Regions from separate parts of the Homo sapiens genome. Here region 2 is linked to region 1. A link is an interaction called in ENCODE POLR2A ChIA-PET data of the cell type or tissue named here. Cell type or tissue: K562. All regions are shown on one strand. Links, peaks and the distances in the headings refer to the core of each region. The heading gives the core; the rest is flanking DNA. Region 1 overlaps PCSK6 (proprotein convertase subtilisin/kexin type 6). Region 2 overlaps PCSK6 (proprotein convertase subtilisin/kexin type 6).

Region 1 (5,374 bases), core at 249-5,248:
TAGGCCTCTGGCTGCTCTCTAAGGTTAGTTCCGATTCTGCCACCTCTGTGGTGGCCGGCAGACGTGCGTTCATTTATTCAGCGAGTATTGCTGTGTGCTCTCACTGGCCTGGGCACTTAGAGATAAGAAAATGTGGCCCCTGCCTTGCAAGAGTCTTAAGAGACTCTTGGTTATGAGTCTTTGTGAGGGACCAAGGCCAGGCACCTGCGCTTTGTTTAAGTGTCATTTATTGAACCACCCCCACCATCGCTTTCTCATCCCAATCGTTTGCTTTTTGGAGTCACTCGATAGGCCCTGCCACGTACGTACTTGTACATGAGGACACCCTCTTTGTGATGCTGTAGTTTGCCTCTTGGCCAGGTCAGCTCCACACTGATCTGAGAGCCCTGTGTCCCCTGAAGGCCCCACTAGTGCCCTGGAGGCCCCACTGGTGCCCTGGAGCTCACTGTGGATGCTTCACACCCTGCGGGTCCCATCATCCCATCAAGCTGTGGTTTTTCCTGATGTCCTTGTGCCTCTGCCCTTTGAGCATCTGGAGGACCCAGCAGCAGGCGCAAGGCCCCCTGTCTAGTCCTGCAAGGAAGGGGGATGAATAGCCATCAGCTGTCAGGAGCCTCACGCTCCATGGGATGGGATCAGCAGCCTAGGGTTCCCATGGCAACCAGCCCATCAATGCCCTCAGTGTCAAGACAGGGGCACCGTGGAAAGGAAGAAAGTCTCATTGTCTTGCCTTGGCTGCTTGGGCATAAACAAGCTGCGCTCCACAGGGCCCCGCAGCCACGCCCGACCTGTGGCTCTGCCCAGCCGCACATGGACCCATTTACTGAATTGGGCTGGGAAGAGGCTGTCACTGTTAGTTCTCTAATCTTCCTCGGGGGCTCTTGTATTTCTGCCACCGGCCAGCATCCATCACTTCTAGAGTCCTTGTTGGGAAAATCCATCTTCTCAGTGAGAGTGGGCAGAAACAGCCCAAATGGAGCAGACTACCGAAGCTCTGAGTGATCAGCCAGACCGCCCTGGGGGGAATCCATCAGTGGGTAATGGCATCACTCACGTTCCTGCAAGGAACCTGGACTTCCAGACTTTCCCGCTTTGGTTTCAAACACCCTGATGACAACTCTCAGACATATCTCCTGTGATCATTTAAGCAGATCACCTTGAGATGACCACTGCTGGGCTTGCCACAGGCGGACAGTCTAAGAAGGTCCTGTCCCCCTTCCTGGACTGTCCCCCTGGGAGGACCCCAGCAGTGGTCACTTACAAGAGCTTCCTTCTTGCCTTCAAAAGGCCCAAGTTCACCTCCCTGATCATTGCCGGACTCTTCCCTGGGTGGAGATCTGGGAAGGTGGTGGAGGGGAAGGGAGGGGCTGCCTCGTGTTGGATAAGGGCCCTCCCACCAGAGGTCAGGCCTGCTGTTCCCTGTCTAGTAGAAGGCTGCATGGAGGTGCTCCTGTGCCCCACACCGTTCTGCTCACCTATCTTGTACCCCGTCCTCCAGATGGGAAACCAGATGTCTCTCTGGATTCCTCCCACCAGCCTCTGCATGCACCGACCACAGCCCTGTCCGACCAGCCTCTGGGTCTTTCTCCCCTGCCACCCAGCCCATGGCCACAGCCGAGGCCGGGCCTGCTCACTCATACTCTCACTGGTGGTGAGTGTCCTGGTGACTGCCTCACTGGCTTCCCTGCCTCCCTTCCAGGCCATTTCCCACACGGCCATCCGTAGGATTCTTCAGAGCCCCACTGCTCTGTGCTCACCCAGAACCCTTCACTTTTACCACACGCATCTTCATGAAGTCCGGGCCTTTGACATTCAGGACACTTTCCATATGCTTTTTCTTTCTTCTGCACCTATCTGTTGCTGTCGTTTTAACCTGGGGGCCCCTTCCTTGTGTGGTCTACCCGGGCCCTGCCCTTCTTTGGCATTAGCCAAAGTGCTGCTTCCTGACCTGCCTGCAGCCCTGTCCTCTCCGAGCTCCACGGAGGGGCTCGGCCATGGCGTGCGGGGTGTCTCTCTCCCCGCTAGACCCTCTGGACCACAGCGTCTCATAGTCTGCGTCTTTACGTGACTCATTTTGCTTCCTGAGGCCCTAGTGCAGTTCCTGGCACTGAGAAGGTTTAGTGAATGAGAAATTGTTAGAATTTTTTATATCAGGACCTGTGATGTCCTGATTCCATTCACCAAAGGCAAATCATCCTTAAGCGTGAGTATGGAGAAAATGCTGACCTTGTTATCTTCACTTCTGCTGAGCTCTAGCAGGTTTGTGAGCAGCAAATATTTGTGATGTTTCTGTATAGTCAAATATCGCTTATGCTTTCCACCCTTTGACATCTCTTGGTACCTTGCTTTTGGGTTCTGTGTTTCCTGGGACTGAGTCTTGCTGAGTGATTCCAGTGTCACCTGCAGGGACTCTGCTCTCAAGGCCAAGGCAGATGTTCAGTCATCTGTGCCACGTGGCTACTCCGAGGCAGAACCGGCAAGTCTGGACACACCTAGCATCCTAGCCTGGTGTTCTCTGAAGCTCAGAACGAGCATCTTGCTCCTTGGTGGGCAGAAGAACAAGAGGAAAGGAAGCCAGAAAAAGAGGACCGGGGAAGCCACAGAAGAGGGAGGGAGGGAAAGTGGGAAGGAGGACTGAGGACAGGAGGCATGGGTGTGTCCTGCGGCCTTGGTGGAGCCTGTCCTGTGGAAGGTTTATTTTCTGTAAAGAAGCAGTCTGGCTCGTGCCTGTACTCAGCCTCTCTGTCCCCACACGTGACTGTCCTTAGAATAGCAACTGGGTCCTCGGATTCCAGTACCCCACCATGACTGCCGCCAGCCACTCCTATGTCAGTCTTGGCTGTCTGCCAGGCACTGCTGATGATTGCCCCCAGAACCGTACTATTAATCCCATTACACAGATGAGCAAACTGAGACCCACAGAGGCTGAGTAACCTGCTATAGTAGTAAGGGTCAGAGCAAGGCTTTCAACCTGGGCAACTTGCATTCCAGGCCTTCCTCATAGACAGAGTCTGTGTCTATTAGGAAAGGCTACAAGGAGCAGGTGGCATGTGAGCCGCCACGGAGCTTGGCTTGGGGCTTTCTAAGTGGCTAGGGCAGAGGGGTGCAGTCCAGGCAGATGGAGGGTTGGGGCAGAAGGGACCTGTGAAGAAGTCCTCCTGTACTATGGGATCCTCCCCTCCTTATCAGGGCTCTGGCCTGGAGCTCAGTTCAAAGGCTTATCTATGCAGGAATGAAGGCAACATTCTTGATGTAGAGTCTAAGAGTCTGAAGGTCAGGGAACCTTTCTTGGATACCCTCCTTTCTGCCTACCAGAACCCTGTGTTTCCTGCCTGCTGGGAGGCAAGTGGAACACAGTAGAACCAGATCCCAAGAGGAGAGAAGAGGCTGGAGGGGGACCCACAGTTGCATAGAGGGTAGCATGGCCTGGTTATAAGACTGTTTACACTACTTGATTCCTCTCAGTATAATACAGAAAGGATATGTGGATACAGAATATTTTTGCAATACAGAAAAGAACAAGAAAACCATAAAAATCACCCATAGTCCCACCACCCCAAAATAATCACTGTTGACACTTTGGGCCATGACTTTTTGTTTTGTGATTCTGTGTCTGAGTGTGTGCGTGCACACTCATATGCAGGTTGAATATCCTGTATCTGAGATGCTTGGGAAAAGAAATGTTTTGGAGTTCCAATTATTTTAGATTTTGAAATATTTGTGTTATGTTCACTTGTTGAGCATCTCTAACCTGAAAATCTGAAATTGGAAATGCTTTGAGTGTCCTGTTGGATTTTGGAGTATTTTAGATTTTCAGGTTAGGGATATTCAACCTGTGTAGGTATGCATGCACACACACACAGACACACAGACACACACACACACGCACACACATATATTCACCAATGTCTTATACAAATAGGATTGTCTACTTTTGCAACTTGTACCTCCCACGTCAATAAGTCTTCTATGGCGTAACTTGTAATGGCTGCTCAGTGTACCTTGGCGTAGCTGGCCCATCATTTGTGTCATTCTTTCCTGACGTTTAGGTCAGTGAGTTCTTTATCACTGCGTGGGGAGGTGGATAGTGCTGCAGCTGCTGTGGAAGGTCAGGACCGTGCAGGGAGGTGGAAGAGGCTCTGCCACTGCGCTGCTTCCCCGCCCCACATGCCCTGGGTCCCTGGTTATGGCGTCTCATCCCACCTACCTGCATCTCCCGTCCGGCATCACCAGCCTTGCAGAGGGTCCACACTTGGTAACATCTGTTCAGTTCAACTCATTAGGATTTTATCGAGCATTTTTATTTAAAAAATTATACATTGCATATAAATTTATAAATTTAGAGTATTATATAAATGCTCCCCCATTGTAAAGAATTCACACAGTGCAGGTGTACAAAGCAAAATCCAAAATCTCCTTCCTCCCCTCATCCGATCCCTGATTTACTCCTTCCCTGAGATGTCACCACTGTTCACACATTAGTATATGTGTCCTGTTTCTGTGCCTTAACAGACAGATACGTGCGCATATACACACAAAAAGAATTTTTGTTGTTTTTTTTTTTTTTAATATAAATGGAATCACACTAAACATGTTTTTTTTTTTGGACCTACCTAGGTTTTCTTCACTAACAGTGGGACGTCTTGGGAATCTTCCCATGCTCGTACATAGAGACCTACCTCATTCTTTTTAAATAGTTTTATGGCATTTTAGAGATGCAACATGTTTTGTTATACCACACCTGTGAATGTTCCTTTGATTTGCCTCCAGTTTTTTTCTGTTATAAGCAGTGTTGCAGTGGTTATCCTTATTCATGACTCTGCACTTGTGAGAATTTCTGTAGGATCCATAAGAACAAAACAAATACTAGTTATAATAATAAATGGTGATTGCTGGCCCTTACTGTGTACCAAGTAACTTTTCATGTGCTTTCCTTGTATTGACTCATTTAATCTTAGAAACTCTATGGGGTAGGTGTTATTATTACCCTCATTTTACAGATGTGGAAACAAAAGCACAGAGAGGTTAAGTAACTTTTTCCCAGTTACACAACTTGTAGGTGCCAGAGCCAAGATTTGAACCCGAATAGTCTGACTCCAGAGAGGGGACCTGCTGAGTCAATGTATGTGTGCAAGTTACATTGTGTTAGATGTTGGCCATGGCTCTCCCAACAGATAGTGCCAGTTGACACTGCCCCCAGAAGTGTGTGTGGGCCCCACCGATTTTGTGTAGTGATGACCAATTGTCATATTTGCCAGTTCTTATAGGTGACAAATGAGATCTGGTGGTTGTTTTAATATGCTTCTTTTCCCTCATTGTTATTCAAGTTAAATGTTGCTTGGCCAGCACAGTGGCTCACACTTGTAGTCCCAGC
Region 2 (5,374 bases), core at 110-5,109, 160 kb after region 1:
CATAGCAGGAGTCTCCGGGTCTGACAGATGCACCCCAGAGCCCTTGCTCAGTATGGCAAACCCATCTAGAACATGTACGTCACAGACTGTACACAGTATAATCTCAGGAACTAAAGAGATAATAGTAGGTGATATTGATTCACACTGCTGTGTGCCAGACACTGAAATGTTTATGGGTATTAGCTCATTGAGTCCTCCAAGCAACTTTATGATGTAGAAACCAATTAACAGGAAGGGAAACAGATGTAGAGGGGCTGGCTGGCTTGCTTGGGGTCGAACACTGGGAAGGTGGCAGAAGCCATCCACGTGGGTGGTCTAGCTCAGCATCTGTGTCTCTGTCCAGCACTCGGCTGGCTGGAGTGAAGTGAGGGCACAAATGGGGCGAAAGAGGAAGGTAGGGGCTGCATCTGACAGGCCTGCTGGGGCTCCAGAGGGCGTCTTATTTCAAGTTCATTGCGAAGCTGCAGAAGGTTCCAAGGTTTCAAGCAAGAGAGGCAAGAGCGGGTTGGGGTTCAGGGCCAGCCTTGTAGCCGACAGCCCCGTCACACGCCATAAATGCCAACACTTCAAGAGGGACTTGACACTGAGACTGAGCTAGCGTGCCACCAGTGATGACCCACACAGCTCCACTTCTCTTCATGGGGTTTGGATTCGAGTTGGAGAAATGACAGTAAGAAAAAGCTATCACTGGGTCAAGGACGGAGCCTGGCGCCTGCTGCCTGGTGATGGGAGCTTTGCTTCCCAGGGCCTTGTACCCCTTCCTGCTGGGCCCCCAGCGGACTGCGGGATGGCTTTCCCGACTTTCCTTAGCTGAGAACTTTCGGTGACACAAAGAACTGTGCCTCAGCCACTTACATCTCCTCTTGGGAAAGGTGCTAGAGGGCAAGTCATAATTAGACTTTTGGAATGGATGTGGAAATCTGCCTCTTTCTTTTCAACAGCCTTGCACGGGGCAGCTGCATTCCTGACTGTGAGCCAGGCACCTACTTTGACTCAGAGCTGATCAGATGTGGGGAATGCCATCACACCTGCGGAACCTGCGTGGGTGAGTTCACCGCCTGCGGAGGCCTCGGGCCAGCGTCACCCAAGCGTAGGCTAGCTGCCTTGAACCCGAGAAAGCCCTAGGACTTCGTGGGCTTCTGCATTTATTGCAGCATTAAAATGCAAGGGCAAAACAAGGTACAAAGGCCCTACCAGGGACTGGGGGCCGGGAGAGTGGGGATTTAATGTTTAATGGTTACAGAGTCTCAACTTGAGAAATGACAATTGTTCTAAGGATAGATGCTGGCAATGGTTACATAACAGTGTGAATGTACTTAATGCTGCTGAACTGTGTACTTAAAAATGGCTGAGATGGTAGATTTTATGTACATTGCAGTGGCTCATGCCTATAACCCCAGCACTTAGAGAGGCAGAGATGGGAGGACAGCTCGAGCCCAGGAACTCAGGACCAGCCTGGGCAGCAAAGCTGTGAGACCCCGTTCTCCACAAAAGGAAAACGTTTTGTTGGAAATTTTTTTTAAAACCATGTTTTTAAATTTGAAACAAAATCCCAAAACAATGCAAAGGCCCACTTTGAACACGCAGCCTGAGGTTCTCATTAGAAACCCAGCCAGGCAGTGGCTTATTTCAGATGGGGAAAGGGATAAGAGATGCTCACCACTCATAAGCCATCTTGTCTCAGAGCTCAGCTCTTGCTGTGGAACGGCGCGGACAGAAACACAACACCATAAACATTGAGAGGGCTTTGGGAGAGGCGGGAATGGATCCAGGTGGGGATGGGGATGTTTTCAAACATAGCCTTAGTTCTTTGTGCCTATCTTCACTTATTTTGAACATTTTTTCAAAGAGGAAAAGAATTCTATAAACAATTTTACATGTATTATAATTGCCCACAAAGATGATGGCACAGATGTCTCCCAGGCACAGTTTTTATGCAGAATAGCAGAGAATTCATTCATTTTATTGGATTTTGTTTTGCAGAGCTATTTGCACAGTAAGTTGAAGTGCACCATCAGTCTGTGGGCTCGGATATGTTTTGGGTTAAGTTTTCTCCTCTCTCCTTCCTGTCCTTGGTACTTTGGTCCTTTCTAAGAAACTCACATCATATGAGCTTTTTCTGCAGTAATACTTTAAGAATTAAGTCTCTACTGGCCGGGCACAGTGGTTCATGCCTGTAATCCCGGCACTTTGGGAGGCCAAGGCGGGTGGATCACCTGAGGTCAGGAGTTCAAGACCAGCCTGGCCAACATGGTGAAACCCCATCTCTACTAAAAATACAAAAATTAGCCAGGTTTGGTGGCAGGCGCCTGTAATCCCAGCTACTGGGGAGGTTGAGACATGAAAATTGCTTGAAACCGGGAGGTGGAGGTTGCAAGGAGCTGAGATCACACCCCTACATACTTCAGCCTGGGCGACAGAGTAAGACTCTGTCAAAAAAAAAAAAAAAAAAACAGAATTAAGTCTCTGCTAAACCAGTTTCCATGATACTACTGTGCCTCAGAAATCCTGCAGAATGGGCACACCCCTCCCCACGTGGCCGGCCATGAGCACCCCATGCAGCTCCCTGCCGTATGTCCTGGAATAGACAGGCCTGATGAACAAGGCTGTGGCCAAGGCCAGTGTCCTCCTATGATTGCCAGGCTGACCTCAGACCACCCAGGGGAGACATGTCCTCCTCAGTTCCCTCCTGGGGCAGCCCTCAAGGCCACAGTGCTCAGCATCTGGATGGGTTCCACCCGCTGGCAGCTCAGCAGATTTCCCCAGCAGTTTGCCTGTCGCCTTTTTGTCTATTATTTTTATTATTTCTTTGACTTATTTAGCCCAGATGGATTAGGCAGCATCACTGATGTTGCTTATTTAAATTTCGTAGTCACTTGAATCCATAACATTCAGGCATACAGTTTTGCAACTCTTTGATTTCAATAATTCACTTTTCTTTCTTTGAGTCCCCAGATTGCCTGATGGCAAAAAGCTTTATAGAGTCCCTTGGAATTCTCATCTCAAACCAGTGACTTCTCCATCACTTCAGCTATTAAATTCATTGGTGAGCAGGTCCACAGCTCTGGGGGTCTCCCCTGCGCCCCATGCCCTCTGGCCTGGGGTTCTTTCTAAGCTCCTGGGAACGTGTACATCTATCCCCTGGCAGCCTCTTGGGAGAGAGACCTCATTTTCCTCCTCTGAGTCACTGGAGGCTTCTTGTTCCATGTCAGGTGTGGACCTCATTGGAGGCAGCTGTTCTCAGCTGCCTACTTCCTGTGCCCTGGAGACCCAGGCCCACCTGGCATTCCCCTCCCTGTTCCCATTCAGTGACCACTGCTGTCCACCACCCACCCAGGGGCCTGGGCACAGTCGTGGGGAGGGTCGGAGTCAGGCATGAGTGCTTGGGGTAGGGCATGGCGGAATCTGTCCCCACCCTTGGCTCACAGTGCCCCAGTGCACTTGGCAGGCAACTCGATCGAGATGAGCCTCTCATCCTCCTGAGTCCAGGTGCCCCGTGTGTCCTGGCATGGAGGTTGTAATCCTTCGGGGCTGCTGGCACAGCTGGGTTAATGCAGTGGCCCCGTGGGACGCGACTTACCCACCTGGGGCATGGCATGTGGATTAGCAGCTGACAGCCTGCAGGGCACACACATACCAAGTTGCGGGGCAGTGCCCCAAGCACCTGTGACGGTCAGCCCTCAAGCATGAGCGTCCTGTGCCTGAGACGGCACTACTTGAAACAGCAAATGAGAAACACCACAACAGACCAAGAGAGATTCAAAAGAAAGGAAAACGCTTTCTGTTTTAGTCCCTGTCGTGGCACATTCTTCCAGCTTTCTGAACAAAGGCTCCATGTTTTCACTTTATACTGGGCCCCGCAAACAACATAGCAGGTCCTGTATAAGCACAGCCCGTTCTGCTCTTATTGCTATGATTGTGGGTGCTTTTAAAGTGTTCAAAGTCTATAGAGACTTGCGACTTAATGGAATCCTTAAAAGACTTTCACTGAGTTATGAAATTCATATTTTTTAGTAGTTGAGAAAATAGGTCGCTTAGAAAATCAACCCACTTTAACAGCTTTTTTATTGCGGTAAAATACACATCACATAAAATGTACCATCTTGACTATTTTTAGGCATACAGTTCGGTGGCATTAAGTGAATTTACATTTGTGTGCCACCATCGCCACCACCTCCAAATAAATGTGTTTTAACAACTTTGAAGCTTAATACATTGAGCATGAAACTTAAGTACAAACAAGAATGAGCTTTCTTTCCCACTTGGGAGGCTCCACAGGTGTTAAGGACCCTGGTGCTGGAGGAAGGATAGTGGGGAAGACGGGTTCAGCAGGTGAGGCGTGAGAGGTACAACGGCAGGCCCTGAACAGCTCCCAAACCCCACTCAGAGTGGCACCCCGCCTGGTGTATGAGACCCACCCACCAGATGCTCCCAGAGACCAGTGATGGGGAGGGGCGGCATTGGCCAAAGCATACGAGCAGCCTCTGCTCCAGAACAACATAAACCAGACAGAGTCCCGCCCCCGGGGCACAGCTCTTCCACCGCACCTCAGGAAGAGAGGGAGACACCTGCCATGAAGACGGTGGTCCTCAAGAGGCCCCTTGAGGTCCCTACATCTGCCTCCTGCTCAAAACCCTGTGGCCTTCTCGGCTTCACTCTTCCTGACTCTCCAAGGAGGAGCTTCTCCTGCAGGAGCTCAGAATTCCCTCCCAGGCTTACGGCTGTGGTTCTGAGGTGTGAAGCCAGCCCCAGAGCCCAGGGCCTTGTGCTTGAGCCCTCCAGGCTCCGGAACCTCTGCAAAGGGATTTTCCCTTGATGCAGCGAGAGGCCCCATCTGAGTCCAGAGCAGACTGCAAGGCCTCGATCTGCGACCACAATCGAACTGAAGCAGCTGTGAGGAGGTTTACCTGGGCATTGTGATTATCATAGAGCCCCTGAGATAATCTCCTCCCTGCCTGTAACCCTCTCCGCTGTCAGTCAGTGACTACTTCACTGCCCCTCTCTGACGTCCCATCAGTTGCTCCCTGGAGACACCTGGCCCAGAGGAGGTGCTATCTAGTCAACTAGTCCAACATCTGACCCAGGTCGACAGGTCCTCCTCGGACCCTGAGCCAACCTGAAGGTTTTCCTCCATGACTCGTGGCCCTTTGCTCAGAACTGTTGTGTCTTCGAGTCTCTCCTCCCTGCCCTATAAACCCTTAGTCTTAGGCATTTGTTTCTCTGTTGTTGAAAACGCCCTGGCTGTACACACCAAACACCTGTCAACACCATTCCCAAAGATCTCTTCTTTCATCTTCCCCCGTCATCTTCTACAGCGTTCTGTGCAATGGAAGGGCCACAAACGCAAGCCACGGGTGCAATTTGAAGTTGCCTA

Evidence for each region. Peaks named below come from ENCODE experiments on the same cell type or tissue, not always from the same donor. Only the 100,000 strongest peaks of a DNase experiment are listed, where the experiment ranks them.
Region 2: POLR2A ChIA-PET joins it to region 1 with 5 read pairs; 4 of 35 experiments call an interaction of 5 or more read pairs at or near these places.

What each region holds. Positions count from the first base shown.
Region 1 is chr15:101,475,756-101,481,129 of GRCh38, reverse strand. The region is part of intron 1 of PCSK6 (proprotein convertase subtilisin/kexin type 6); the gene reads left to right. LOC124903566 reads left to right here. Exons shown (of 2, transcript XM_047433427.1): 2 at 1-5,374. The coding sequence starts at 1,163. The coding sequence ends at 2,068. Among named protein-coding and RNA genes, the nearest start is that of PCSK6, 11 kb to the left of the region's middle. In K562, for the core only: no CTCF peak of the experiment used is centred there; a DNase peak (open chromatin) is centred at 3,179; H3K27me3 peaks cover 1,521 bases.
Region 2 is chr15:101,313,990-101,319,363 of GRCh38, reverse strand. It overlaps PCSK6 (proprotein convertase subtilisin/kexin type 6), which reads left to right. Exons shown (of 22, transcript NM_002570.5): 19 at 942-1,045. Among named protein-coding and RNA genes, the nearest start is that of PCSK6-AS1, 18 kb to the left of the region's middle. In K562, for the core only: no CTCF peak of the experiment used is centred there; no DNase peak of the experiment used is centred there; H3K27me3 peaks cover 2,283 bases.